Regions from separate parts of the Homo sapiens genome. Here region 1 is linked to region 2. A link is a loop called in an ENCODE intact Hi-C map of the cell type or tissue named here. Cell type or tissue: heart right ventricle. All regions are shown on one strand. Each heading gives the region's core, and the rest is flanking DNA. Links, peaks and the distances in the headings are about the cores only.

Region 1 (15,701 bases), core at 3,361-11,360, 450 kb after region 2:
ATATACCCTTAGTGATCAACACTGAGTAACCGTCTGGCTTTGGTGATTGATAGGCTTGGGGAGGGAGCAGGATGATTGCAGGAAGATGCACAACCTTCCGGCCTGGACAACAAGGTGTGCCCCCAACAGACTATGAGCATTTGGAGAGCAGAGAGTGGGTCTTATGCCCCTCTATTTTTAGCCCCTAGCACTGTGCCAGCACACGCTGCCTGCTTGGTGAGTGACAATGGAAGAAACGATGTGCACTTCCAAACCAACAGTCTTTTGTTCCAAATTTGATGCTGTTTGGCAAGTCCTTCTCACCCCCATCATTACTCATTCCCATGCCCTGGTTTGACCATCTTTGGCACAGACTTCAAGGTTGGCTCAAATATCGCCTTAAAGGAAAACTTCTCTGCCCTTTCCTGTGTACCTTCAGACCTCATCATAACACCTGTTGTACTCTGTACATTTGTGGTATAGGCTCCAAACAAATGTGAAAATGAATAAATGCACAAATAAATAAACCCCCCACAAAACTGTGATCCCAAGGCAGAGATCACATGCCATTCAATTTCGCATCACTGATGAGAATGCTTCAGCCTGGCACCTGGCACAGAATGGCCAATTATCGTATAACTGAATTGAACAATACACAGAGTATGATTATCCCCAAATTAGGGCATTTCCATATTATTGTCAAACACTAGGAAATAAAAAATACTTAATGATGGAGTCTCAGGCACCATATTCCCTTAGATTCAGGCAGAAGAATGACAGGAAATTCATTACTGGGCACCCTAAGACATGCCAGGCACTGTAACAGGCACTCTCATCATCATAAAAGAGAAGATAATATTTATCAAGTACTTACCTACTGCCAAACAATGTTTTAAGTATTTCATATATGAAAACATATTTGACAGCACTGTCAGATAGACGTTAACATTGTCCTTACTTTTTATAAGAGTAAGTCAAACTAAAAGGTGATGTAATTGTTCAAAACTGCAGAGCCAGTAAGTGGCAGAGCTAGGATGTGAACCCAGGCAGTTTGGTTCTAGAATATGGCTCCAAATAGCTGCAGTATTCCAGCTCCTTCATATAGTGTCCACACCAACCCCAAAAGGTACTATTCCCCCATCGTGTAGATCAGAGAACTGAGGCTCACAGAGTATGTAATTTCCTCTCATTCAGCCAACATCTATAGGTTAGACACTGGAACATGGCAGCGCTGGCAGGGAAGCCAGGTCTGCCAGTTCTCAATCAATGCCATCTCTGCCACACACACACACTGCTCCCCTTCCTCGCCTCCCTGAAGTGGGGGTGCAGAGGGCAGCCTCTTGGCTAAGCATCACACCACAATCCCCAGATGCCTCCATGATATAGTACTAGGAAACCCTGGGAAGCCAATAACATGCTTCACCCTTGGGTGTCCTGAGCAGATTGGGGGCCCGGCCATGTGGACATTTGAGAAGCACCTATGATCTGAAGGCTTGGCGTTAGAATGGCTTCCATTTACTAGGGACTGGCTATGGGCCTGAGATATTATTTATATTCAGCATCTCTTAATTCTCTCCACAATACCATGGGACAGCTATTACCACCATTTTACAGATTAAACTGAGTCTACAGAAGATGAAGTTCCTGCCCCAGGTCTCTCAGCAGTGAGTGGCAGAACTGGATTTTGATCCCAAGTGTGTCTGACACCAAAATCCATGATCATGACAGAGAGGTTTAGCCTCAAATTCACCTTCACCTTCCCCGCAGGCCTGCTTTACAACTGTCAGGCTTGTAAGAGAGTTGGTAGGAAGAACTAGAAGAGGAGGGTGGATTTGGCCCAGAGAAGAGTGAGAAGAATGTCTCCAAAAAGGAGCAGGAAATGGTGAGGAGGGTTGCAGGGCACAGAAGTGGTAGGGATGTGGTGTAAATGTAGGGTCTTCCCAGTGCCCATCTCCCAGGGGAGATGGGCCAGAGAGAGGAGACCAAAGAGAAGCACGTTTTAGAATGTTGAATGCACAGCTAAGGAGTCTGGTCCTGGTCCCGGGTGCAGGTGAGGAGTCGGTGCCACTGGCCACAGGTCCTACCTCTGGACTCTACAGAGAAGGCCTCCTAGGTCTCAGGCTCAAGGTCAGAAATCACTAGATGTCCAGGCTTCTAGCCTCATCCACTGTATATGCCACATAACAGGGTCCGTTCAAAGGCTCCATGCTGGGGATCACAGTAGAGGCACAGCCAGTGGCTGCTGGTGGCCACAGAGGGCCAGCCCTGGCTGGGACTTTGGCTTCCCACTCTCCTCAGATCACACACAGCCACAGCCCAGCAGCACGGCCTTAAGCCAAGTCTGATTTTGCCTCTGGGACTGAGAAAAAATGAGCTCTGCTACTCACAAAGGAAGGCCGCTTGCCAACAAGTTGCTCTTTCACACTCTTTTTGGAGCAGACACAACACCGGGTTCGACCAGCTGAAATCTTTCCCTGAACAGTTTTCTCCCAGGCATCTCCTCCCCAGTCTTTACCTGGCGTAAAGCCTGTTTAAGATCAGCACACGGTGATTTATGGAAAGCTTTGAAATGCCCAGCGTTGTGCTGCTTGCAGTGGGGCAATGAGAGTTTAAGGCATAATTCCTGACCTCAAGGAGTTTGCAAAATCTCTGCAGGAACTAAACCCACCACAATAACACCAACAGTAAAGTGTTACATTCAGTTGGTGCCCATTTATCACATTAGTATGCCTTATATTATTTAACCGTCAAAATAGTATAGCAAAGACAATTACCAGGACTTTATGACCTGGTGTTCCTGTCTGTAATGTAACTATCATTGGTGGATACTGGAGTTGCAAATGGAATGAAACATCAAGTTTTTAAGTTCCCTAGTGATCAAAAGATGGTAATCTAATAAAGTCCAAAACACTAAGAAAAAAAGTATTTAATTAAAAAATAAAAAATACCTGAAAGCCCTATCTGACCTCCCAAATTAAGGTGAATTACAGGCCAAAGGACAGAGAAGGTAAACAGTGTGTTAGAAAATACATGCACGGGGTCTTCATTGTGAGGTCTCCCATGTACACATGTTAAATAAATTTGTATGCCTTTTCTCCTATTAAAAAAAAAAAAAAGGATAGGAAAATGCATGCATGAGACCCATGCCACAGTTGGACCAGAAGGGTCTCCTTGGAGGAAATTGTCCCACTTAGATGGACCACTGCATAAACAAATGCCCAGGGACCCAAGAAGGACCGGGTGAGAGAAGATGCCAGAACAGCCTGTGTCATCCAGGCTAGGCCACAGAGGCCCGAGGCCTGTGGAGGCTCCTGCTGGCCCTGACCCAGCAGCACACTACTCTGATGATCAGCCTGCAGACATCACTGAGGAAGCTGAGAACTTCAGGGACAGATGCAGGGGTGCTTGGTGGGGGCAACTGGATACCTGCAGGCCTACAGCTATAGACCCACTCTGTGTGACCTTGGGCAAGTCACTGCCTTTCCAGGCTTCATTTTCTTCCTCTGTAAAACAAAGGACTTGTAGAATACCAGGGATTCTTTAACCTCCAGGTTGGGGGATTATGAATCCCTCTGGTAACTTGAAAGTTACAGATTTGTGTTCCTTGGGGAAAGGAATGCATACATATTTGGCATAAAATATCAGGGATGTTTCCACCAACATCTACCCTCCCCAAAAGGCCCCTAGGTAACAATAAGGCTAAGAGATCTCCAATAATCATTTTAGGCCGGGACAAGATAGGTTGAGGAGGCCTGGACAAGATTTGTAGGAGGTCTTCAATGCCAGGTTCAAGCAGGGTTTAGGGTCTTAGACTCAAGCAGTAGGAAGCCACAGTAGGTAATAACTGAGAAATGATATGCTCAAAATACCCCCTGGTCCAAGTTCTGTGACTTCTTCAACAAGGACCTAGGACTAAGCAAGCCTACAACAGACACAGAGATGCCCATTTGCTGCAGAAGCCGAAAGATTTGTTGTTGATATAAAGTGATATAATGACCCCGAATTCCTAGGAGAAGGATCTTGCTGAGCCCATAACAGCTGAATATATTCATCTCCTAGGGCCCATATGCAAGCTTGAGCCCTAAGCCTTTTAGATTCAAGATGCTTCTTGGCTCTCTGGCCAGCTTGTGGACTCATATGCTTACCTGTAAGTCCTGCTCAGAAGACATCTGTCGCTAACTCCAGTCCAAGCTGCCAGTTGGCTGAAAGGGGTGGAACAGAAATTCAGGACCCCGCGGACACTGTGAGTTAGGTTTTACATCTCCTGCTTAAGACATCAAGTCAGAGCTAAGGTCTTGTCTTAGTGGAAACTCATCTCTCTTTCCATGTCGTGAGGGGAAGGGGCCTGTGAGCTGGAAGAACAGATGCAAGAAAAATTCCATGCATGAGATGGGAGGAGGTCTCAGTGCAAGGCTCTTATTCCTGGTTGCACATTAGAACCACCTGAGGAGCTCTCGAAATATACTGATGCTGGTTTCCACTTGGCCAGGTGAGTCAAGGCTCCCCAGGTGGTTCTAATGTGAAGCCATGGCAGGAAACCACCATCCTAGGCAGCCCACACCTTTAATAAATCAGCTACAGGGCTCTAAGACCAAAAGAACCCTAATGCAAAGCAGTCAGCAGTGAATGGCACAAGCCATGTGCAATGCCTGAGAAAAACCATAATTCCGACTTGGAGAAGGTTCCAGAAAGCTTCTTGGAAGAGGTGTCCTAGAGGCAGCAAATCTTCAACAAGCAGACATGGAGGTGAAGGGCACTCCAGACAGAGACAACAGCTTGAGCAAAGATCCAGAGGCAGGAGAGTGCTGGGGAATCAAGTCCCTGTGCTCTTTGAGGGGAATATCTCACCAAGTGAACTCTAAAACGCATTTTATATGAAACCTGGCCCCACAGTTCCTGCATTCTTTGAGCCTGATTGAAAATGTTTCTGAGGCCGAGGCGGGCGGATCACGAGGTCAGGAGATCGAGACCATCCCGGCTAAAACGGTGAAACCCCGTCTCTACTAAAAATACAAAAAATTAGCCGGGCGTAGTGGCGGGCGCCTGTAGTCCCAGCTACTTGGGAGGCTGAGGCAGGAGAATGGCGTGAACCCGGGAGGCGGAGCTTGCAGTGAGCCGAGATCCCGCCACTGCACTCCAGCCTGGGCGACAGAGCGAGACTCCGTCTCAAAGAAAATGTTTCTGACTTTAGTGCTTAATTTTTTCTTTTTGAAAGGACTGTTCTTAAACTTGAACTGGAGGTGAAAGAGGATGAAATGATAGATTTCTGAGTAATTGTTAAAGGCTTTTCACCGCTTTTTAATTTGCTTCCCTGGAAATCATCCTTGGGAGGGAGGCAAGAGAAATGTAACTGATTTTCTAGAGGAGGACAGGAACAAAGGTAAGTTCCCCCACCCCCACAAGGCCACACAGGTGGGTACCATAATAGTATCCTGTTAGCAATTCTGCTTACGCTGGGCAGCCTATGCTTCAGTACATAGAGCCCAGCCGGCTGGATCACCTAGAAATTTGGAGAGAGGAGCCACAGTGCTATGCCAAGGCTAGAGAGGGCAGTGACAGAAATTCTCCATAATTCACCAGTCTCATCTGTTCATTCGACCAGGAACAAGAAACTAAGAAACCAAACAACAAAGTGAGCCTGGCCCTGCTGTAGCTTGATAAATGGGGAATCAAATTAATCTGTGTAATCTTTCAGTATCCAAAACTGCAGGCATACTTAACACATGCTTAGATGTCCATACCCTAGATTATTATCAGCCATTTAAAATGATGCTTTTGAAAAAATTTTATTGACATTGAAAAATGTTCCCTCTATAATATTAAATAAAATTATATCTGATGTCATGGCATTATGAATTAATTCATTCATTCTGTAAATGTGCCAGGTATTGTTCTGGGAATTAAGGAACTTGCAGTGAACAAAACATGAAATCCCTCATGTTGTCAAGCTCCCATTCTAGAGAAGGAGACAAACAATGAAAACCTAAGTAAAGGACGGTGTTAGATAGTAATAAGCGCAGTTGAGAAAAATGTATCCAGAAAGATAGGAGAAATTTTTTTCTCCTTGATGCTTTAAAGTATTTTCTAACAATTTTTTTTAAGAGATGGGGTCTTGCTAGCTGTCTAGGCTGGAGTACAGTGACGCAATCATAGTTCACTGTAACCTCAAACTCCTGGGCTCAAGGGATCCTCCCGCCTCAGCTTCCTTGAGTAGCTCAGGTGTGTGCCACTGCAACTGGCCCAGAAAATATTACATGTAGGATCAGAAAATATACATACTTTTTAGAGAAAAAAAGCAATACCAAAAAAGTGATTACATTAAGAAATGAAGTTGGTTCACAACTTGGACCTAAGCTGGGATATGAACATGTGACTCTTTTGGTAGACTGATGTCCTACTGCCAGATGAGGGAAACAGACATTGGCTAAAGAAGGCAGGGCCCTGGTCTGCAGTGACCCAAAAGATAAGGCATTTAGTGAGGCAGCAGCCTGAGTCCCAGATCCAGGCTTGGATTGAGGAATGTGGCGTTAGTGGAGTTCTCAGAATCAGGACAGTACTGACAGCAAGATGTCCCTGGTGCCAGTATCCCCAAGCCCATCCCAAAAGTTTCAAATATGCTTGGATGTGCTTCCCTAAATAAGGCAAGGATTGATCTCTGAGCCCAGGGTGGAGCTGAGGCTGCAGGAGGTGAGGGGCGTTCTAATGTGACCTTCCAACGTGACATAACTCTCACAGTAGGCAGATAAATCAATGACTTCCACAGTGAGTACTTGAAAGTTCCATACAAGTTTCTGTTATCTTTCTTTTTGCCTTTTTCTGGGGCTGTTCGAGCCCAGCTACCTTACCCCGGCTCTGCTGAGGATGGTGCATGGACCTGTGAGCCAGTGAATTGGCTAAATCTGTCAGGAGACCCGTGGCCATCAGGAGACAGCAGTCTGTACCAGAAGGACCGTTTGCCTTCCCTTGGGTCCGGGACACTCCCCAAGGATATTCTAACTCCAGGTGCACCTTTCTGCCTCCTTCCTGGAAGGGCACCATAACACAGAGGGCAGGACAGGCAAGAGTCTAAAATGTGGCTTGGCCCTCCCTTAGTCACGTGATCATGGGCAAGGTATTTAACCACTCTGGGACCCTGTTTTCTCATCTGTAAACTGGGGGTTTCCCCACCTCAAGTAGTCTTTGAGAGAATGAAAAGAAAGCACCTTGGCAGAGGGCCTGGCACCCTACAGGGGCTGGGTAATTGTAACTGTTGCTGTTAACATTATTATCTTCCTTCCTGTTCTCAGAGCAGCCTGGCATCCAGCACAGGCTTTTCTCCACCTGAACCCCAAAGAACTCCCTCAGACCTTTCTTGCTGTGGCCTTGGACCACACCACTTGTGTGGACAATAGTCTCAAGAGTGAGTCCACAAGGATTCGGTTTTGAGGGAAGAAGAAGAAGATTGGAAGTTTTCCTAGGTCTGGGTCAGCCCAAGCCAACCAATTCTTCTCTGCTCTCTGCTGCCCCCTCTTGGTTCCAAGCCTGAAGAGCCAGTTGCCCACTCGTCCATAGTGTTACACCTCCTGTGGAAATGAGGATGAAAGAGGAGAAATTGTAAGCAGTTTAAAGAAGAAAATAAGCAAACAAAAAACTGGAGATTTATAGACATGCCTGCCTTGCCCTGCCATTGGGACACTAATGGCTCAGGTGCCCCTGTGATCTGAGGCTTTACAAAAAAATGGAAACCAGGCTTTGCCTTTTACCCATTTGGGTGGGGGCGGGTCCTTACCGTATCTCTAAAGAAAATGAATTAGAGAAAATTCTACAAAACCTGGCAGGAGGGTTACCGTTTCCCCCATTCTTAGGCCTATGTCAGGCATTACCAAACAATTACTTCATTTTTTTTCCTGCTGAATGCAGACCCAGCCTCAGAATCTTTCTCAATACAGCTGTACTCCGAGCAGCCAGTCCTAGTCATTGGTCAGAGTTGGTGCACAAGAGCTGAGGGCTGCAGCCAGAGAGAAGATGAGGATCAAAGCTTCCTGCTGTGTGCCTGCTCTTATGTCAGCTTTCTCCAGGTGACCTGGATACTTCATCGCTGCAACAGGGTAGCACCGGGCTTCGGTTCTCAAAATGTACAATCGTCCCTCGGTATCCACAGGATTCCAGGGCTCCCTGCAGAAACCCAAATCTGTGGATGCTCAACTCCCTTATATAAAATGACATACTATTTGCATATAACCTATGCATATGCTCTCATGTGCGTTAAATCATCTCTAGATTATTTATAATATCTAATACAATGTAAATGCTACATAAATAGTTGTTATATTGTTATTGGCTTTTATTTGTATTATTATTGTTCTTTTCCTTCAAATAGTTTCAATCCTTGGTTGGTTGAATCCGAGGGTGCAGAACCTGTGAATATGAAGGGTTGACTGTATTAGCAATTTTATTTAGAAAATCTGTAAATAAGGTATCACTAAATTGGGACTTCAATGCATCACTGAGCCACAGGGTGTGTTGGTATTTTACTGAGGGAGCTGAAAAGATTGCTGGTAGGCGGGAATATTGCCCAGGCTGAGTCACCTAGGAATGGCAAATAGGTGCGTACTTGGATGATATTAAGTGATGTATTTTCCTCCAGTATCTCTTAAAGCTGCTAAACTGGACCATGAAGCACCTGTTGCCTCCTGATTGGGTGATTACAGCAGAACAGAGGAGAGCTGTACAGCCAAACCCTTGGAATTTAAGGTTGCAAACCTTTCCAGACTCTTGAGCTACAAGACCTGGGCTTTTGAGCTTCAGTTGCCTGAGTCCTGCAAGCAGCCTGGGGATGAAGTTGATGCTGTAAACAACAGACCTGGAAGAAACCGTGACCAGTCTGAACCACTCCTTACCACTCCCCACGAAATAAGAACTGCAGGTGCTGTTGCGAGAGGAGGAGGAACAAGCAAATCAATGATCTCCAATGCAGGGAGGCCCCTGAGGAGGAGGCCTGCACACTGTTCACTCCCCCAACCCCTGGTCCAGCCAGGCCCCGGGGCAGGATAAGTTAGGCATTTGAGAGCAGATGAGACTGAGGCTCACTTCCTGGGTAAAGCCTGGGCATGTGACAAGTCTGACTGAAGTTTCCCTCCCAGAACCCAGCAGAGAAAGGAAAGTTAAGTAGAAATGGTTGCAAGAAATGTAACCTGTATTTTTGTATAACAGCAGGGAGAAATCTAATCTCAGACAATTTAATACGATATTATTCAGTCCGGTGTTTCACTATCTCTCCTCTCTTGTGGTGGTCATTTTGTTTTATTCTGTTTGAGGTTGCCAAGGCATGGAGGAGGGAGGGGGAATCTGTTCTTGATCATCACCTGTCCCCTTGTCATTCACAGAGCTGTCCTGGACTGTCTGGTCTCCAGGCATTAGTTCACACGAAGGGCTGCTCTAGTCACCTTGACCCATGGCCTGCTGAGTCTCCGTTTCCTAATCCACAAGACCACATTCTATTGCTTTTCGTGCTTTGTGAGGGCATGGGAGGGCCCTGGGAGACTTCTACTTATTGCTAACTTGCAGTGTTAGCTTAGGCTAATTACATAATTAGATAAGTTCTCCATAACTCAGTCTCCTCATCTGTAAAATGAGTATAATAATAGTACTTAGCTCACAGGGCTGCTATGAGGATTAAACAAGTTAACACATGTTAAGTGTCTAAAACATTACAAATGTGTCAGTTCATATTATTATTTGCTACTACTAATAAAGGGGCAAATGTAAAAATGGCTCTATATACAAACATGAAATACTTAATATTTATCACAGGCATTCTGATGTGCCTTCCTGGATAGGAGAAACAAGGAGAAGTTACAGCCAGGGCTTTAGGAACAGCACACCATACTGGAAAGTGCCGATACTCTAAATCAGAACCAACAGAGGAGTCCTGGAGATGCCTCTGTGCCAGGCATGACCCCTTCAATTGCTGGATGGTGAAGAGCAAGTCTTGGAATGAAAGGGCAGGTGGCCAAGGCAATAGGTGGAGTGGGAGGGGTGGGGACCTCCAGGGGCTCAGGGCACTGGCTCTTTAACCAACAGAAGTTACAGCACTTTACTGTTTTAGCAACCAGTGTTGCCTTACCAGTCTCAGCTGGCTGACTCACCCCCACACTCCAGACCTGGACATACCCACAGTAGCATCCTATGCATGTGAGCATCATTCCTTTGTTGTCATGAGACTGGACCCACTCAGGTGAGAGTAGGAAGAGTGAGGAGTGGGCAGAGGGGCTTGTTTGGCTGCCCCTTGGCTGGATGCTTAGCCAGGGCAACTCAGAAAGAAAGGGCATAGCTCAAATCTAGTTAGTACCAGATGTCCCGCCTGACTAAGCACCTTGAAGCCAGCTTACATGTCCTCTTTGTGCAGGGCCAGCATCCAATATGAATAGCCTCCTGGAAACCAGGCTCTGTCCTGGGCCAATCCAGATTCAGCTGGCCTTATCCTATGTGTATAGCTCCTGGATTCTGCAGTCCTCAGGCTCTCTGCCTGGCCTGATGCCTGAGGTACTTCATTGGCTAAGCCTTACTTTCTGCACATGGGTTTCTATCTGCAATGGTCCCTTGGATCATATCTGCTTCTGGAGCAATGTCTGAGCCTGACAGCAAGTAAGTATTATCTATTGTGCCAACTTATTGGAAGCACCCACCTGGAATTCCATGCTTGAAAAGTGGCCCACTCGGAGGCTGGAGGGTGGAAGGAGTGGATGATCACTTAGCCCTGTCTATCAGAGGATCAGGGAGTAGAAGAGACAAGAAGCATGTGGTCTGTTGGTCATCCCTACCCCAGGCCCATCAGCCCAAATGTGAATTCTTCAGCTCCTGTGCGAGAGAATTAGGCACACGGATAATTAAGAAGAAAGGAACAGATCTGGGCTCTGAGAGACTCATGAGGTGGATTCACCAAAATCTGGAAGCAATCACCAAAATATCCTAGGGGACCATTAGCAACTTACCAGGCCATGGCCTAGGACCACCTGTCTTGTCCCATCAGTCCTTACAGGTAGGTTTACTAACAGTCTCACTCAGCCTGCGACTGTTTCTATTTCAGCACTCAAAGTCCCACATCCCAGAAAATCCCTCAGTTCCAAGCAAATTGGGACAGTTGGTCACCCTACAGACAGAAGACATGTAAGGCCTTACTTGTCCCTATGCCCAGAACTGATCCTGAAGCCTAGTAAACAGAAGAACACAATCCTCTTCAGAGCGGAAGATCCCCACAAGAGCCTGACTCTGAGGATACTCGGTGGGTCTTAGATAAAATATGTGCCCAAGATCCTACAGACTTTCAGTTCCCCTGGTGCCTCCTTGTGGATGAAGATGAAGCATGGGGGACCGTGGAGAGAGATCCATCTGGAGCCGGGGGACTGAGTGGCTCTTCCCTTCTCCAGGAAATAAAACCTATGGGACTGCATTTACACAGCCCATCTGCGAGCAACTGACTAATCACAAGGAAAGCACAGAGAAAACGCAAGATGCTGTGACCACAAGGTAGGGCAAGCATCTCTCTCTTGCAGAGGAAAATACACGTGGAGTCAGACTAGTTTCACCCTTCCAACTCTTATTTTTCCCGCTCTGCAAATCACTAGGGAGTACCACCCTTCTTTAAATTCCTAGTCAACTGCCCTCACACAATAAGCTACCTGCAACTAGGAAGAATGCTATTTAGGTATCCCAGAGATTCCTGGAAAGAAGAAAATATTCCTTCTTGTTTGTAGAAATTTTACTTTTCAAAGCTAGAAAAAAGGAGGAAACAGAAGCAGGGCACAGGGTAAAGTCATTTGCATTGGTCAAACATTCAAAATTAGCCATCCAAAGGGAAGGAGGAAATTGAAAATTAACTGCAGCTCCCTGGTTTATGTCCTTTCTGCCTTCAACTTGCTAAGAAAAAAATCTCCATTTGCACTCAGCTATGTCTGCTCAAGGGGACATCTGTCAACCTGGAAGTTTAATTGTTGGTAATAGTATTTCCCTGTTATTCGGGCACCACACAAATAGCATAAATATGATTTAACCACCCTTGCCAGAAATCACAAATTTGTGTCATGCATGCTGAACGCTAAGGCTGATTAGCACAAAATTTAATTTTCGTTAATATCAGCCTAGGACAAGTAGAGCATGAAATTAACCTGATGTGTTAATATTGTGCTTCACCGTTCTGACTGTATCCTGTAGACGCTGTCAGTGGAGACAGGTGCCGCTCTGCATGGGAAGAACTCTAGCAATCGGCACAGCCTGGGGGGAGCTGGCTCAGGACGTGGTGTTCCCTGCAGCTGTAGGCAACCAAGGAGGCATTGGATGACAATATCGGAAGCACTGCATAGGAATCGGATGTTATGGTGGGAATTAAGGACTAGTAGCCTTTGAGGCCCTTTCCAATGCTGAAGTGCTGAGATTTTGAATCTTAAAAGTTCCACAAGTCAGATGCTGTTACCCAAGAGAGGAACTGGCAAACTATAGTCTGCAGACTGAATCCAGCCCACTGTCTGTTTTTGTACAGCCCTCAAGCTAAGAATAAGTTTTACATCTTTAAATGGTTGAAAACATTTAAAAAAAAATTCATGATGTAAAATGTATGTGAAATTCAAAGTTCACTATCCATAAAGTTTTACTGGAACTCAGCCATGCCATTCATTTTTGTATTGTTTATAGCTGCTTTTTGTACTACAACAGCAGACTTGAATAGTTGCAACAGAGACTATATGAACTGGAAAGCCCTAAATATTTACTATCTGGCTCATTACTGGAAACGTTTGCCAACCCCTGATCTAAGACAATAATGGTTTTTCAAATGGGCACTTTGGAGAAGGGACCAGGACATTAAGAGAGAGGAATGGCACTTCAGGCTTTAGCCAAGGCAGCTGCCCTTCTATCAGTTGTACATAATGTGCTTTTGTTTGAAAAGAGATTGTAGCTAAACAAGGTCCAGGACACACATTAATAGTTCAAAACCCATTTCCTTTGGAGAGGCACATTGTGGTTTGAAAATGGTGGGCTGCTGGCCGGGCGCGGTGGCTCACACCTGTAATCTCAGCACTTTGGGAGGCTGAGACGGGCGGATCACAAGGTCAGGAGATCAAGACCATCCTGGCTAACACAGTGAAACCCCGTCTCTACTAAAAATACAAAAAATTAGCCGGGCGTGGTGGCAGGCACCTGTAGAACCAGCTACTCAGGAGGCTGAGGCAGGAGAATGGCATGAACCCAGGAGGCGGAGCTTGCAGTGAGCCGAGATCACGCCACTGCACTCCAGCCTGGGCGAAAGAGAGAGACTCCGTCTCAAAACAAAGAAAAGAAAATGGGAAAATGGTGGGCTACAAGGTGGCTTCAGGAGAGCTCCAGGAAATTGAAGACTAGTCCAAAATTCAGCTGAAACCAAATCTACATGTGTGCCTGCATGCATGCATGACCACGTTACTCCTATAAATAAGGGGTTTGAGGCCAGGAGCAAGTATGCAGTGAAATATCTTATAATCCTCATGGAACACATTTCAGGAATTCTTCTCTGTAAGAGGCTTCCCTTCCCTCTTTGCCTGGCAAACACTTACTCATTTTAAAATAAACATGCTCATATTATTAATCTATTAAACCATCCATGGTAGACCAATATCTACCGCAAATCCCTAGAATCTGTGCTCATTAGCTTATTTGGGGAAAGGGTCCTTGCACGTGTGATTAAGTTAAGGACCTTGAGATGAGGAGATAATTCTAGATTATCTGGGTAGGCCCTAAATGCCATCACAAGAATCCTTATAAGACAGATACATAGAATACGGGACACACAGAGGAGGCAAAATGACAACAAAGGCAAAGATTAGACCTGCTGGAGTTTGGAAGTCTGGCCTCCAGAACCCTGAGAGAATAAATTTCTCTTGCATTAAGCCACCAAGTTCATGATAATTTGTTGAAGCAGCCTCCAGAAGCAAATCACAGTTATGAAAGGGTTTTATCATAAATGGTTCCACAATTCTGATACAATTATTTTCATTACGTTGCCATACTCAAAAGTATCACTCAAAAGCCCAGTCAAATTTCTTTTCATATACTGTAAGAAGAGTATGAGGTAATTTAAAGCACCTGGCACATACTAGAGACTTAATAAATAAGAATTTCTTTCTTTTTTAGAGGCAGAATCAGTTGCTCCAACCTTTGAGTCACATGACATGATGCTTTATGCATGTTTTAATGAGCAGTTACTTTTCTCAACTACACTTCTGTGTTCTCAATGTCAATCACCCCTACTAGAAGGCTATAAACTTCTTGGGGACAATAATCATAATTCATTCTTCTTTTTATCGTAATTTACTTTTTATTGAGGTTTGACTTACTGCTATGGTTTGGATGTTTGTCCCCTTTGAATCTCATGTTGAAATATAACCCCCAATATTGGAGTGGGGGCCTGGTGGGAGATGATTACATCGTGGGGGCAGATCCCTCATGAACGGCTCAGCACCATCCCCTTGGTGATGAGTGAGTTCTCGCTCAGTTAGTTCACACGATATCTGGTTGTTTAAAAGAGCCTGGGACCTCCCCCTTCTCTCTCTCTCTCTCTCTCGTTCCCTCTCTGGCCATGTGATGTGCCTGCTCCCCCTTCACCTTCTCCCATGACTGTCAGCTTCCTGAGGCCTTCCCAGAAGCAGATGCCAGCACCATGCTTCCTGTATAGCCTATAGAACCGTGAGCCAATTAAACCTCTTTTCTTTATAAATTACCCAATCTCAGGTGTTCCTTTAGAGTGATGCAAAAATGGACTAACACACAGATATATAGTAAAGTGCCCATATCTTAAGTATATATCAAAGACTGTTTACAAGTGTTTACTTCTGGGAAACTACCACCCAAGTCAAGAGATAAAGCATTTCCCGAACCCCAGAAGGTTCTTTAATGCCCCCTCCCAGTCAATACCTCCTGTAAGAGTGGCTGCTATTCTGATTCTTTTGACGTTAATGAATTTTACCTGCTCTTGAATAGATATATTCTTTCGAATATGGCCTCTCTCACACAGCATAATATTTTTGACATTTATCCATCATTTTACTGGATGGACTCTGGGGAGTTTCCAGTTTGGAACTATTACAACTAGTGCTGCTAGGAAAATTCTTGCACTTATCCTGCCATCGAAGAAAGCACACATTTCTTTTGGATATTTATAGGAATAGGATCACGGGGCAGGTATACAGCCAGATTTAGTAGATACTGCTGAATAGTTATTTGTAGAACTTAACTATGGGCATATCTTGTTTTATTGTGCTACATTTTATTGTACTTTGCAGTTATCGCATATTTTACAAATTGAAGGTTTGTGGCAACCTTGCATCAAGCAAGCCTATTGGTACCATTTTTCCAACAGCGTGTGCTTACTTCATGTCTCTGTGTCACATTTTGGTAATCCTTGCAATATTTCAAAGTTCTTCATTGCTATTATACCTGTTATGGTAGTCTGTGATCAGTGACCTTTGATGTTGCTATTGTATTTGTTTCAGGGCACCACAACCGCACCCATACAAAAATGTGAAGATAATCAATAAACGTTGTGTGTGTGCTGACTGCTCCACCAACCAGCTGTTCCCCCATCTCTCTCCGTCTCCTCAGGCTTCTCTATTTCCTGAGACACAACAATATTGAACGTAGCCCAATTAATAACTCCACAATAGCCTCTAAGTGGCAAGTAAAAGGAAAAGTCACACATCTCTCCCTTTAAGCTA
Region 2 (15,141 bases), core at 1-8,000:
CTCTGGTCTTTACCTGGTGGATTGTTCAGTTTTCATGCTGCTGCCTCAGAGTGGTCTTCCTTGAGCCCCTCATCCAAAGTTGCCCCTGTCACTCCTGAGCATATCATTCAACTTTACTTTCTTCATAGTACTTGTCGCTCACTGAAATAAACTTATTTTTGTATTTGTTTACTCGTGTTTTGTCTACATCTCTCCATAAGAATGTAAATTCCATAGAATAGAAATTTTGCCATTCTTGCACCACACTGCTTAGAACAGTGCCTGGTACATGGTAGGTACTTAATAAAAAGAAGATAAATGAGTGAATAACTCCCCCAAGAAAAAAGGCCTCCAGACTGCCCTCTCTTTTGGCATTCTGGACATCCATAGCAAACTTGACTTCAGTGTTGTCCTGGTCTGAGTGATCCCTGTGGTTGGATTCCCCACCAGCTGTTTCAGACTCATTCTGGCCTCCATCTCAACAAAGGGCTCAGGTAAGCTGCAGTTTTCAAAGAACAGCACTCCCAATGGGGTATTCCTTTTCTTTATTCCCCGAAACAGAAGAACCACCAGCACTGGTATTTTTCCAAACTCTATACCTTGGGGCACAAAGCAAAGGCAATAGGATCCCAGGACAGAATTACTCATTCACGCCCATGACTGGAAGAACTCACAAGCAAATATTGCTTGTGCTGCTGATTCGTTACTATTTTTTCTCCCTACTTTTCCCTATAGAGCTCAGGGCCAAAGTCAACTGCATTTGTAGTTCATAACTGGTTCTTTTTAACCCAGTGTATGGGACAACATTTGGTTCTCCTAGCTAAATTCCTTCTCAGAAAGGGCACTAGATTCTTCTCTCTTACTCCTCTAAAGTTTATTTTGAAAAGGTGCCGTTTGCATAACATGAAGATAGGGACTCCATTCTACAGAGGGGAAAGAAGCCTGGCATAGTAAGACCCAGCCAAGCCCCTGAAAAGCCCAGCAAAGGGGCAAGTCAGTGCTTCGTCACCAGCAAATGGTCTCTTCTCAGAGCTTGTGAGTCGATGGTTGGTGTGCATGGTTCTTCTGTTTTCCTGCAACATGCCTGCATTCTCCCCTGAAGCCAGGAGGGAAATAACTAATAACAGAATCACTGTCCAGTATTATTTCAGCTAAACCATAATATGATGCTGGTAGGATGATAAGATCAATTGTCATCTTATAAACCTACTGGATTGCCCTGGAGTTGGGTTGGGAGTGGGCCTGAGAATGGGGTAAAGGACAGGGTCCTAGAATGGCTGGGTTAGACAGAGGGTCTCATTCTCCAGCCTGCCTCTCAGAGGAGCAATGCCAAAGCTCACACTAGCAGATATGCTGGGCCACCCTTGAAATGAAATGAGGATACAGTTCTGTTTTAAACCCTAATTCATCTGCTGGAACTCTCACTTAACTGGGAGTATTTTTCTTTTTCAAATACATAGGTGTTATCCTATCCATTTGCCTCTCTCAGAAAATAGAGTCAAATGGACAGGATAACACCTATGTATTTGGAAATTTACAAAAAGAAAAAAATCAGCTTTGAAGGATGCTATGGAGGGCTGAGCTCAAGATAACGGCAGTGCCATTTGTAGACCACCTTACCCCCCACCCCCAGCATTTCCACATGCTCCACAACACCACTCATCTGTGTCTTCTGCACCTGCGCCTCAAACGGCAACAGCAGCAATCATTCATTGAATAATGATCCTTCAGGATGTGATGAGCACTTTGTATATATTATTTTTTCAGTTCACATTAAAAAACCCCATGAGGTGGATATCATTATTATTTATATTTTACAAACAGGAAACTGAGAAATTAGAGACTTAAAGCAATTTGCCCAAGAAAACATAGCTAGTAAGTAGTACCTGATGTGGGAGCCAACCCCAGGAGTACCCAGCACCAGAGGCCCCGCTCCATGTTGTTCCTGGCCTCTCTTTGACCAAGCAATCGATTTATTCTGTTTACTAAGACAGGAAAAGTGCATTTGTTTGGTTTTTGTTTTTTTCCCAGAAAGACTTTCACCGACTATTTTTCCTAACACTAAATTCAAACAATACCTGAGCCATAGTTTCTTCTTAAAAGTTAGGGTGTGTTAGACAAGATTATCATTAAAGTGTCTTTCAGATCCTTGCCAGGCACGGTGGCTCACGCCTGTAATCCCAGCACTTTGGGAGGCAGAGGCAGGCGGATCACGAGGTCAGCAGATCGAGACCATCCTGGCTAACACGGTGAAACCCCGTCTCTACTAAAAATACAAAAAAATTAGCCGGGCATGGCGGCGTGCCCCTGTTGTCCCAGCTGCTGGGGAGGCTGAGACAGGAGAATGGCGTGGACCCGGGAGGCGGAGCTTGCAGTGAGCTGAGATTGTGCCACTGACAGAGCAAGATTCCATCTCAAAAAAAAAAAAAAAAAAAAAAAAAAGTGTCTTTCAGATCCAAAGTTCTATGATTTCATTCTGATCAATTGCACAGAAGCACCTTCTTTCTCTCAAGACAGAAGTTGGTGGTGGGGATCTTATTCGGTTCTTTAGAATATCCACCAGTAATTCTCTGTAGACAGGAGGGTTCCTCCACAATCCTCAGGGGGGATAATTAATTAAGATCAATGACCTCCTGGGGGTTGTGGAAAAGGGCAGAAGCAGTTGCTCTGCCTCCCTGGTGAGGTTTTGGCTCCCTTTCTGGCAGCCAGCTGGGTCTAGTCACAAGGCGATTGCCAGCTTCATCAATCCCCCATGCACCAGCACCACAACCAGCCCGAGCTGGCGTGGAGGGAACCCACAATCCCCCAGGTCAGTTGACTGCACTGCAGCAAAATAGCAGAGGGCTCCACAGGGCCCCAAGCCTGAACCCCGCTCCCCTGCAACCTGCTCAGTTCACCCACCACTGGGGCTGCCCACCAGCTCAGCTCACCCTTCCCTGAGTCACCTGGGCCTGTCCTTGGCCATCATGTCTCCTTCCATACATTGGTGGGGATGGATTCCTGGTCCCCCGCACTGCCTCTTATAACGAAGTCACCCCACTTGCAATCACAGTCGCTGCTTCCTGCTCCTCTGGTCCACCACCACCCTTCGCCAGCTCCAGCTCCTTCAGCCCCTCTCTACTGCCCATACATTTTATGCGGCTCTTTTTTACCACTCAAGCCTCATCTCACACAGTCCCTCCTCAGAGAGGCCTTCCCTGACCCATCACTTGTCACATTACATTATTTTCTTCACTGCCTTTAGTATTACTTGAAATTACTGTGCTTAGGTATTACATCACCTGGTTCCTTCACACTAAAATATACTTTCTATGAGGGCAGGACCCTCCTGTTTTGTTCATTCTTGTGTCCCAGTGCCTCAAATAGAGATGTAGGTGCTCAATAAACGGAGTGAACAAAACCCTTTATTCTCAACATTCCTCATCTATGAAGTGGAGGGGATAATATTTACACCACAATGTAAATATTACAATGAGTTAATATTATGATGCTGCTGTGAGGATTAGAGACAATGTATAATATTTTTGGGGTTTGTCGAAGACCAGGTTCCAATAACTGGGCAATGATGATGGTAATGATAATGATGACACTGAGAGAGGCAGCACCAAGAGACTGGGGGTAAGACTGCAGGCTGCAGAGTCTGAATTTGGCTTTGGCAATTAATTAGCTGTTTGATCTTCAGCAAATAAATTCTCTAAGCCACAGTTTCCTCATCTGTAAAATAGAGATTATAACAGTATCTCTTAGGGCTTTTGTGCAGATTAAATAGGACAATCCATGAAAAGTACCCAGAACAATGTATAGCACATACCATACCCTCAATAAGTGTAAGCTGTTACTGTGCACCAGATACAGGGCTATTCATGTCCCTTATACCTTCCCATCACACACCATGCAGCCTATGAAGCACTTTCCCAGAAATCCTCTTAGTTCATGCTGCTGAATCTTACGATAAAGAGGAATTACCCACTCTACTTTATAGCTGATAAAACTGGTGTTCAGAGAGGTCAAGCAACTTGCCTAAGGTCACACAGTTAACCCGAGGCAGAGGAGCAAAAGCCTTTAATTCAGAAATTCAAACTCTCTTCTTGTCACCACCCCAGGGTTGCTCTCTTGTGCAACCTGCAGCCCCAGAATCTGAGGACACCTTATGAGGCAGTATGGAGAAACTCTGCCATGCTGCTTGAGTACTCCTGCTAAAAATAAACAGGAGCCCTAGGCCTCCACACACGCGTTGAGGCCAACTGTGTTACTCTCAAGCCCGCTCCCTTATAGGACAGTCAAGGGTTTGGCAACACCACAAAGGCAGATGAAGCCTGTGGTTTCCACCAGGAGAGCAGGCCCAAGGTTCTGGTGCTCTCTCAGCTTCAAAACAACATTAAAATAGCCCCACATTAGATGGGAAAAGGTCAGAGCAGGGCGCTGAAGTGGTCACCACAGGCTTTATCAACAGTTTCCAGCTGGCACAGTGTGTTCTCTGGGCATCAGGGTCTTCCCCGTGGATCAGCCCAGCCCAGCCCAGCTCAGTCCAGCCCAGCAGCCCCTCCTGTTTTGGTCCCTGGCCTTGTCTCAGCCTCTGTCCTCAGAAAGGTTTTCAAAGGTGGCCTGACCAGGCCTTGGCAGCTCTCTCTGTACCAGGGGCAATTCAGGAAAGGGGCTCTGTGCGTGAAGTCCGAGAAATCCAAGGGGCTGGATGCAAATGAAGTAACGGGAAAAACAAACTGTGCTCACCAAAAAGAAACTGGCGCCCTGATCAGCCTTTTTAACTCCCAGCAGGAGCAGATTTGTTGTGACTAATGCATCAGGCTTTAAATAGTTTCACGCGGCATACTGATTAGTCCAAGGCACAACAGAGGCAAATGCAAAGTTTCCAAAAAGAAGAAAAGGCTGCCACTCTCAAAAAACACTCATCTGCTGATGGACGCCCACCCTGTTTAATTCCTTAATAAAGCAACAAGGCATAGGGAGCTGGGTGAGAAAGAAAGAACACGGAGCCAATCAGATTCCTGGGGGTTTCAGGTTGACTCTGGTTATTCTTTCCCTCAGTCACCCTTCATGACTGCCCCTTGCGCGCAGTCCAAATTTCTTGGTAATACCTTCTAGACTCTTCATGAACTGGTCCTGTACTGGTCTGAATAATGTCTTGCCAAAAATTCATGTCCTCCTGGAACCTCAGAATATGACCTAATTTGAAACTATGATCTTTACAGATTTAATTAGTTAAAATGAGTTTATCCTGGATTAGGGTGGGTGTAGGGTAAGTGCCCCTTATAGCAATAATTTAAGCATACCCTTAGAATGACCTTGTCTGGCAGAAACACCTGAATGTGCGTTCTGAGCCAGGGAATCCAGACGTAACCAACCCACAGATTCATTCCTTGCCCATGAGGAACATCTGAGCCCCCATCCCGTCCCATAGAACAAGAGCTGTACAGGAGATTGAGGCTCTGAGCTCTAGGTTAAATGAAAGTTGCCACGTGGAGGTCATTAAGGGGAGGCTGTTAAGTGATGTAGAAACTACAGTCTTTTTGAAAGCAGTTGTGATTTTCCTGCCCAGCCAGCCACCACTAGGCTGTGCAGTTATCTTGTCCAGCCTGCTGCCGCTGGACCATTTCTATATGTAAGGTGGTTGTCCTGTCCAGACTGCTGCCACCAGATTCTCTGCCCTGTAGGTAAGTCCCTAATAAAACTCCATATCGTATTTGCTGGCTCTGGGTCTCTTCTTTGGCCTCTAGAACCTGGTGCCTTCCCTACTGAGAATAATAGGAGTTTAGCACAACATTGGGTTGCAAAGCCAAAGACTGGTGTCCTTATAACAAGGCTATGTGAAGATACAGGAGACACGAAGAGAAGAACACCATGTAAAGATGAAGCCAAAGACTGGAGTGATGCATCTACAAACCAAGGAATGCCAAGAATTGCCAGCGACCTTAGAAGCTAAGAGAGAAGCATAGAGCGAGTCCTTCCCCAGAGGCTCTAGAAGGAACCAATCCTGCCAACAACCAGATTTTGGACTTTCATCAGCCTCTAGAGCTGTGAGATAATAAATTTCTGTTGGTTTAAGCCACCAGTTCATGGTATTTTCTTATGGTAGCCATAGGAAACAAATACAGGTCACAACCTACATGTCTAGCCTTTCTTCCATCAAAGTCACCTTCCTCACAGTCCATGCATGGGATGTAGCTCTTACACATTTTAAAAAAATAGAATGACAGAGTTCAGATTTCACCTCCACCATTTTGGCTGCTGTGTGACATTGGGCAAGCCAATTCTCTTATTTTTAGTTGTCTACTCTGTAAAATGAAGATATTAGAAGGACTGTTGTGGTGAGTTGAATGTGAAAATGTACACGTAACAACAGGGAGACTACATTCGCCATCAGAATTTTCTTGGGGAAGACATTGCATTTGTTTGGAAAGTACAGCTAAATCAACCTCTTGCAGAAGAGTGGATCCCAAGGGCCATGATCTGGACACAATGATCTGGATCATTGATCCTGTCGATTAACACAATGGATCTGTAGTTTGCAAGTTGTGGGTGACGGTGGCAAGAGTTGGCTAACAAAGGGTGAGGAATGCAGAGTTCACAGGAAAGAATCCAGGAGAGAAAAGGGCCAGCAAGGAAGTAAGCGAGGGAAGGAGACAGCAACACTCCTCCATACCACGGTAGGCTAAGGGGAGTTCTCTGAGAAAACAGAAACCTCTAATGGATATTTTCAGTTGCTTGCAGTGAAGTATACAAGATGAGCTCAATCCTCCATGTCCTCTACAAAATAACCAGTCAAATCTAAATTGGGTACCAATATTTTTATAATCATGGATTCCTTTGGTTCAAACTTGTAAATGTATTGAGTTTAGAGTCTGGGTTGTTGTCATGGGGTAAAAATGAAGAAAGCCCATGCAGACACATGAGCTGGAGAACCAGGGACCTGAGTGACATCTGGTTTACTCACTTAAGAAAGTTGCCAGCTTACTGCAGGTAGTCTGTAAACATTATAAATAAATGTTTGCTTCAGCCTCAGCCCTCACCTTCCTGACCATGCCTTGCTCCTGCCTAGGCTTGGAATGACTTATCCTCTTCCTTCACCACTTCTTCATCTGTTTGAATCCTACCCAGCCTTCAAGAATCAGCTGCCTCCTGCACGAAGCCTTTACCCACCTTCCCAGCCAGAAAGGATGATCTTCCCTTCTCCCAACTTTGTGCAGTGTGTTCCCATGTAACAGGCACCTTATTCCTTCTGGAGTTAATTAATAAAAAGCAAAGTTAAAAGTCATGCAGAGGAAGATAAGGGAATATCAACTCAGAAAAAAGAGAAAGGCCCAGAAAGAGGTAGGGAAAGGGGAAAAGTTGGGAGGAAGGGCATTGAAAAGCTCAAATGGCCAACTTTTTTCATGGTCATTGTATCCTGGACTAAGCAAAAGGGACAGAGGGGAAAGGCGATATCTCTAGCAAGCCCTTTTGTAAAGTTGAAATTCAAGCATTTCTGTTGACTCTTGAATGTCATTCTGAAATGCAGTGAAAACAATTGCTATGCTGGTAACGTGGTTTCCTGGAAGCTCTCTTATAGTCATGCGGGCATGAATTACCAAAACCTCCACCCACCAAGCTTTCTCCCCACCCTCCCTCTGAGCAAATAAATACACCAATCATGGCCTAAAATGGGCATTAACCTCAAAGCTGGGACAGGTGAGATGCTTTGCCCCACCCGCCAAGGGCTCCTTAAAGGAGCTCTCCATGGGCCTGGAATGAGGAAATAATTCAATTTGCCTATTAGTGGAGAGGGCAGAAGATAATCAGGGGCTGGGTCCACCCCCACCTGTTCTGACTTCAGCAACTGTCCTGGAGCCTGGGCTACTGGGAGCAGGGGACAAAGGAATGAAAGACACATTTGCTGTTCTCAAGGAGGTCCTCGTGCAGGGGGAGACCAATGAGCAGACAAATACAGTATAGTCTGACTAATGCAATGACAGAGTAGCCTGGAGGTTACTGCAACCCAGAGAAGAGAGCCTAAACCCAAAGAGGAACTGCCTGGGCTGAGCCTTAGACAATGAAGAGGAATTCTATGTCTCCAGTCTATGACTTACTACCACAAATATGCATAATGACCCTTCAATTCATCCCCATTTCAGAGATATCAAAATATAAAAAAATGTATGCTTGGGTGGGGGTGGTAAGAAAAAATCTGTGGAAATAAGATAAAGAGGCTTGAGGGGGAAGGGCTATCCAAACAGAGGGAACAGAATATGCAAAGGCCTAGAGGCAAAATCATGGTCAAGATGAAGGTACCATTCTAATAAGTACAAGTGAAGGACTCATGAAGTGGGGAGTGTCTTACTCAGCTTGGACTGCTATAACAGAATACCGTAGACTGGGTGGCCTAAACAAGAAACATTCATTTCTCAGTTCTGGAGGCTGGAAGTCTGAGATCTGGTGCCAGCATGGTTAGGTTCTTGGTAACGGTGTTCCTCCTGATTCACAGGCAGTTGTCTTCTCACTTTATTTTCACATGGTGGAAAGAATGAGTCTAATACCTTCATCTCCTTATAAGAGCAATAATGCCATCATGGGAGCTTCAGCCTCATGACCTCATCTCAACCTCGTTACCTCCCAAAGGCCCCACCTCCAAATACCATCAGATTGGGGATTAAGGCTTCAACATATGAATTTGGGGGAACACAATTCAGTCCATGGCATTGAGTTTACAATGATTGAAGTGAATAACCATGAGAATAACCACTGTTTGTCTAATACTTACCAATGAGAAATCCCCTCATAGTATTATCTGTGATAATATACAACTGGAAACAACATTCCTGTCCAATGGTCAGGAATGAGTTATACAAATCATGGTACCTTCATACAACTACTTTCTGGCTACTAAAAGTGACTGTGTATAAAAATCCTTAATGACATGAAAAGGTGTTCATGATGTACTAAGTTTTTAAAAATATGGGTCACAAAATATACAGATGTTAATTAGTAGGAAAAAAATGACTAAAAGGAAATTGATCAAAATATTCACAATTTTTATCTCAGGGGTGGGATTGCAGGTGATTATTAATCATCCTTTTCCCATCCCTATGGTTGACATTTTCTATAAGATTTTTGAAATGAGAAAGGAAGTTGAGTGTATGTATATGTGCATGGGTATGTAAGAGTGATTATGCATTTACTGCTGGACATGACCCAAGAAATGCAGGAAACAACATCAGTGTGGCCCTCCAGGTGAAAATAAGTGCACAGGTACCCAGGCCAGGGCTCACTGCAGCTTCTCCCATTGCTGGCTGTTCCCTGAGTACCCTCGTGTGGGCTTTGCCAAAGGTCACACTCAGCCTCCACCATTCTCTTACACAGTTTAAATGACACAGGGACAGTCACCTTCCAAGATGGGGATGTAATTAGTTCTTGGGGCCAAAGGTTCCTTCTGAAAATGTTTGATCTATTATCTGTCTGCAAATCAGCACCAACAAATATGACTGTTGGCCTATTTTCAGAGGGACGGTGAGAACATGAAAGAAGAGGCTCCAAGGTGGAAAGAAGATGGTTTTAGACTTTGAAGATCCTACGAGATCACAGAACCAAGGAGAAAGCCCTTTGCCTTTACTGGTGAATGTGTGAGCTAGTAGTTGACCACCTGGGTCAAGTCTAAGAAAGGTGGCATGTGGAGTAGAATACAGCTGAGATTCACTTATTTTCCTATCTAATCCCTCTCTGCTCTCTACTCTGAAGCTACAACAGTGAACAGGGACAGCTCCAACCTTCACAGGGCTTGCATTCCACTGAAAGAGAAGGACAAAAAGCAAATACGTGCTTTGAAAACAGGTAGTGATACATGCTATGAAAATAAAGGAAGAGAGTAGAGAATATTGGGGTGCTAGTTTAGATGGGTTGGTCAAGAAAGAGCACACATACTAAAGAAGTAAAGGAGCAAGCTCGTGTTTATCGGTGGAAAAGCATTTAAGACAGCAGGAACAACAATAACGGCCCTGAGTTGGGAGCATGCTTGAAAAACTTGGAAAACAGTAAGGAAGCTGATGTGGTTGGTGTGGAGTGAGATCTGGGAAAACTTCTGGGGGCATCCTTCTCTAGCTGGCGGGGTACGGTCTCTATAGATATGGGTACCCCACACCTTGCTACCATCCTATGTACCAGACCCCTGGCAGCTGCTTTCTCCTACTCATCATCTCCAGTCTAAGAGTAAATGAGTCACTGAAAACCTGTCCTTGTTGACTAGCAGTATGAGTATTGGTTAAGAGCTCAGACTCCGAAGTCAGAGCCCTGGATAAAAGTCCCAGCTCTGTCACCTCCCTGCTGTGTGCCCTTGGGTAAGCTGCTTAGCTAATATGTAAGCTAAGTGGTGCGCTGGGAAACTGGATCTTCTTTGGGAGGAAAGGGGATAAAGAAATGCTCTGATTTGTAGCATTTGCCAATTTCCATGGTGTAAATACTCTTGCTATAGTCTATTTTTAGCTAGCAACATGATGTCACTGAATGTGAAATTGGGAAGAGATGCACACAACTGGCTCTCAAGAGATAGTACCAGCCAGCCTCAGCATACCATTGCCTCAGTGTCTTCATCTGCAAAATGGATTTCATCTTATAGAGTACCTGGTGGGAATCAGATGAAGCATACATAAAAAGCACTTAGCACAGTGTATAGTATATAGCTAATGCTCCACAAATGAGAGCAGCAATGCCGACTCAATAAGGATCCTGAATTCCTGTGTGGCATTTGTGTATAGAAATGAATTCTCAAAGGGAAAGGGCCAAGAGGAGCCTGGGACCCTATTCTGACTCTGTCTCTGCCTCCTTTTGTGACTGTGCAAGTTGTTTTCCCTCTCTGGTCTTCAGTTACTCTATCTGAAGTGAGAGATAGAACTCAGTATAAAGCCCCTTCCACACGGGACATTCTATAACTTCCTACTTTGGGGAATGCTCTGGAAGCAGCATTAACAGAGTGGGTGAGGGCTCCCAAGGCAGCAGGAAGGTGGGATAGAGTTAGCCATATCTCACTAATATTAAAACTACCTGGACAGAGGTGGCAGATGTGTTCAGAGTCTAGGACAGCAAGCCTGAGTGAGTTCTTTACTGGCAACGGCCAAAGCATTGTTTGAAAGGTCAAGGGAACGACAGAAAAATACCTGGGGAGAAAATGAGACACATGGCAGTTGTGAGAGAAAAAGATGTGTATAAGTGAGAAGGTTTGGGACTGATAGATTTTCAGAAAATGTCTTTAATCAACATTTTAGAAACGAAGGCCATTTCTGCCAAACCTTGCATGTGAAGAGAGAAAAGAATGCAGAGGAGCTGTTGATAAAACTGGGGGTGAGATGAGCATACCAGAAGCAAAAATGGAAAATGAAGGTGAAAATGATCAATGTCCTCTAAGACAATCCTCACCCAGACACAGGCAAGGGAGAGCGAAGAGGTTCGTTAGAGAAATCAAGTAATGCCGAACTTTATGGAATTGAGAACTGACTTTGCAAAGCTGAATTCTTTGTGCTTCCAATGTCCTCATTAGAATCCCTTTGAAGTACATCAGAGTATAATTTTCAAGAGTCAAGAACAAAGCTTCATCTAGCCATTGGCTCAAATGGCCCACCAGCAGAAACAAAGTATCTGAATGCTCTGCTCCCTCAAAGCCATAGACGTGAGGCAGGCCTCTCCGCAGATGACAAACGGCACCAGGAGATTTTGTGGACTTTGCACTTTTATTCGTGAAAGTCTCTAGCCTGAATTCCTTCTCAAGGGGACAAATGAATATCAAGTCTGAATGCTGTGATCCCAGAAATTGCTTCCACTAGCTATTATGGTTTGGAACTCAATTCTCCTCACAAATGAGTAGTTTTCTCAAGCAGCCTGAGAATTCACAGCCCTTCTAAGTCATGACAAGTAGGTAACGTAACCGAATTTCCATCTCGGTAATCCCTGTCCTAACATTTTTGGGTCAGATATTGTTCCCATAAGGAGCTTAATTCAGACGTCTTGACATCCAGGGAAATGAAAGGGGAAGTTAAAGGATGTGTTTCATTCTGACTGAATCTAAACTCTGACAGGTGAGCTTAATTACTGGCTGCCTCTAGCTCCTAATCATCCAGCTTATGATGGAAAGAATAAAGTCATCATAAAAAATAACGACATTTTAGTCAAATTGGGAACAACGTTGCAGCAGCCAGTGACTGGAGTTGTGAATGACAGCCTTGAAGAGGTGAGGAAAATCTGGGAGGGAGATGCCCCCACCTACTCCTCACACCTTGCTTGGTTTCAGCATCTTGAAGGCGCAGTGAGTCCCAGGCCTAAGAAATCAGGAACTGCAAGTACCACATTAACTGTCTATAAACAGTTATCAACAGTAACCTTTAAGCTTATTAAAAAACAAACTGGGAAATGAATCGATCACTGTCAAATGCTCAGTGGGATGCTGCTTCTAAAAATAAGAGTCCATTTGAAATTCTAAGAGCTTCATACAGAGGATGCTTAAACAATCTGCTGGTAAAACTTTAAAGGGTACAAGAAGACCTCTGAATGGCCCAGAAACAACACAAACTGAGAGTTAGAAGCTCCAAGTTTTAACCCTGGCTTTTGCCAGTCACCAGCCTTGTGGTTTGGGCAAGTTCTTCCCTATCTCTGCCTGTCAATATCTTTAATCATGGTCACTCACATCTTTACCTTTCAGCAGCATCATCTGTTTTGGAAACCTGGCTGAGGGATATGCTCATTGTCTTGCAAGCCTGTTTCTCTTTGGTCTGCACCTCTCTGTGAAGTGAGGTGCCTGCACCTTCCCTGCCCCGTTCCTAACAGAGTATTAACACTACCATTCATTGAGTGCTTCCCATGAACCTTTAAGTAAGCATTTTACCCACATCATTACATTTAATACTCATGACAATGTCTACTCATTCATTTAACAGATATGCATTCCTTACTCTGTGCCAGGCACCATGCTAGGCGCCAGGGATTAGGTGGAGAACAAGACAAGCCTGGCCCTTGTCCCTGAGGAGTTTGTGGTGTATGTATTATAACTAGTTTACAGGTAAGGAAAATGAGATTCAAAAAAGATTAAATAGTGAGAAGTAGCAGAGGGAGGATTCAAATCCAGCCTAGATTGTGACACTTCCAGTGGCCTGGCTACATTTCTTTTTCCCTCTCTCATACTCCTTGGAGGTGGGGTCCAGGTCTCTTGTGCCTTCACATCACAGTAAGATGCTTGATAAATAAGAGTGGCTTAATTGAACTCTGCAATCCTTGGTTACCTAATTTGTAAAATGTGGGTAAACAGGTCTGCCTCACTGTCTCCTGGGATGTGAAAATCCCAGGGCACATGCAGGCATCTATAAGGGCCTCTGAACAAGCTGGGAGAATTGACTGTGACTTGCTTTGAAGGAAATCCAATCTCTCTGCCTCCACCAGTCCACTGGTCAGCACTGCCCACAGCCTCAGAGCTGCCTCGTTTGACATCAGAGCCTTCCCCACAAAGCCTGGACAAGGTCTCACTACATGCCCAGCATATCCCACTAATGCCATGCTCAACTGCCCATGTGCTCAGGGTTTCCTGGGCTGCAAACCATCTCCCTACTTGGTTAGCAGGCTCCCCAGGGGCAGCAGACAGAGGCCTAGCAGCCTGGCCAAGTCTTCCAGGTCTCTACCTGGGCCGGAAGCTCCTGGTTTCCAGAAGGGATCACTGTCAGGAGAGAAAATGACACACAGTAGCTCTTTCCTGGAAGGGAAATAACTGCCAAGGGAAAGCATTAAGTAAATAGTGTAGCCCAACTCAGCTTAGTTTTTAGTTTGAAAAACCAAAATAGCTTGAAACCAGATCAATGCTACTGCCTAAAGATAGTCAGGGGGAGCAGAGGACGCCAGGAATGGGACAAAAGCAGATTTGCCTCCCCTGCAAGGGCAAATTGAATGCTGAGTGGTCCAAGCATTGAGACTCAGCCCTAGTCCTAGATCCCTTCCACTCCTGGTTGCTTGGCGATATGCTTCATTCAGCCCTTTCTGACTACTGTCCTGTGTGAGAATGGCATAGTCAGTGTTGACAATGTGTAATGAATTTGACTCCTATATCTGCTGTGTGACTTCAAACTACTGATTCAACCTCTCTAAGCCTCAGGTTTCACAGCTATATATTAGGTATAATTATTCCTACTCCTCCTAATAGTGTTATTAGGAGGTAAAATAATGAGTGGTGAGAAAGTACTTGAGACATAATGAGTGTTCACAACATAAATGTCCAACAATGATAGACTGGATTAAGAAAATGTGGCACATATACACCATGGAATACTATGCAGCCATAAAAAATGATGAGTTCGTGTCCTTTATAGGGACATGGATGAAACTGGAAACCATCATTCTCAGCAAACTATCGCAAGGACAAAAAACCAAATACCGCATGTTCTCACTCATAGGTGGGAATTGAACAATGAGAACACATGGACACAGGAAGGGGAATGTCACACACTGGGGACTGTTGTGGGGTGGGGGGAGGGGAGAGGGATAGATATTAGGAGATATACCTAATGCTAAATGATGAGTTAATGGGTGCAGCACACCAACATGGCACATGTATACATATGTAACTAACCTGCACGTTGTGCACATGTACCCTAAAATTTAAAGTATAGTAATAATAAAATTAAAAAAAGAGTGTTCAATAAAAGGTAGACAGTGATAATCTTCATGTTTTTTTTTAAGCCGGGACAGACATGATGAGAGAATCTTGCAGCCCCTTGCAATCAGGAGTACCAATTTTAGGGGGCATCCTGGACATTATCTTATTAACACTGTGGATGGGGCAATACGAGGTGAATGAGAGCAAGATTCAAAAAGAGAACATGGGGGCATGTGGCAAAGGGGTTAGAAGAATCAGAATGCAGAAATCAGATACAATTTAAATTAAAAAGGAATAAATCCATTTCAAATTGCCCTATCCATAACTACTTATTCAATCCACCTTCTTTTGATCAATCCTCCTTCCATGCCCTTCTAGCGTTCTCCTCATTAATGACAGTAAACATGCTCCATAAATAAAAAGTGTAGTTGAGAGGTAATTAATGCTGGGCAGTCTAATTCTGAATTTCCAATCATGCTCTACTTACATTAAAATAAGATTGGAGGCATGTGTGACAATCAAATTTACTCTAGTTAAAAAAAAACATA

What was found. Hi-C counts contacts between places; a loop is a spot of excess contacts. Peaks named below come from ENCODE experiments on the same cell type or tissue, not always from the same donor. Only the 100,000 strongest peaks of a DNase experiment are listed, where the experiment ranks them.
Region 1: a loop joins it to region 2, with 2.3 times the contacts of the local background. A loop is called at or near these places in 19 of 110 quality-filtered maps.

The regions. Positions count from the first base shown.
Region 1 is chr11:19,303,307-19,319,007 of GRCh38, reverse strand. CSRP3-AS1 (CSRP3 and E2F8 antisense RNA 1) reads right to left here. Exons shown (of 6, transcript NR_183675.1): 5 at 10,647-10,818; 6 at 5,750-8,376. Among named protein-coding and RNA genes, the nearest start is that of E2F8, 70 kb to the right of the region's middle. In heart right ventricle, for the core only: a CTCF peak has its summit at 7,485 (motif pointing left); a DNase peak (open chromatin) is centred at 7,477; H3K27me3 peaks cover 782 bases.
Region 2 is chr11:19,746,371-19,761,511 of GRCh38, reverse strand. All of the region lies in intron 1 of NAV2 (neuron navigator 2), which reads right to left. It overlaps MIR4694 (microRNA 4694), which reads left to right and starts at 1,429; the gene lies at 1,429-1,508. RefSeq lists enhancers at 3,945-4,497, 13,594-14,095. In heart right ventricle, for the core only: no CTCF peak of the experiment used is centred there; a DNase peak (open chromatin) is centred at 4,401; H3K27ac peaks cover 2,188 bases.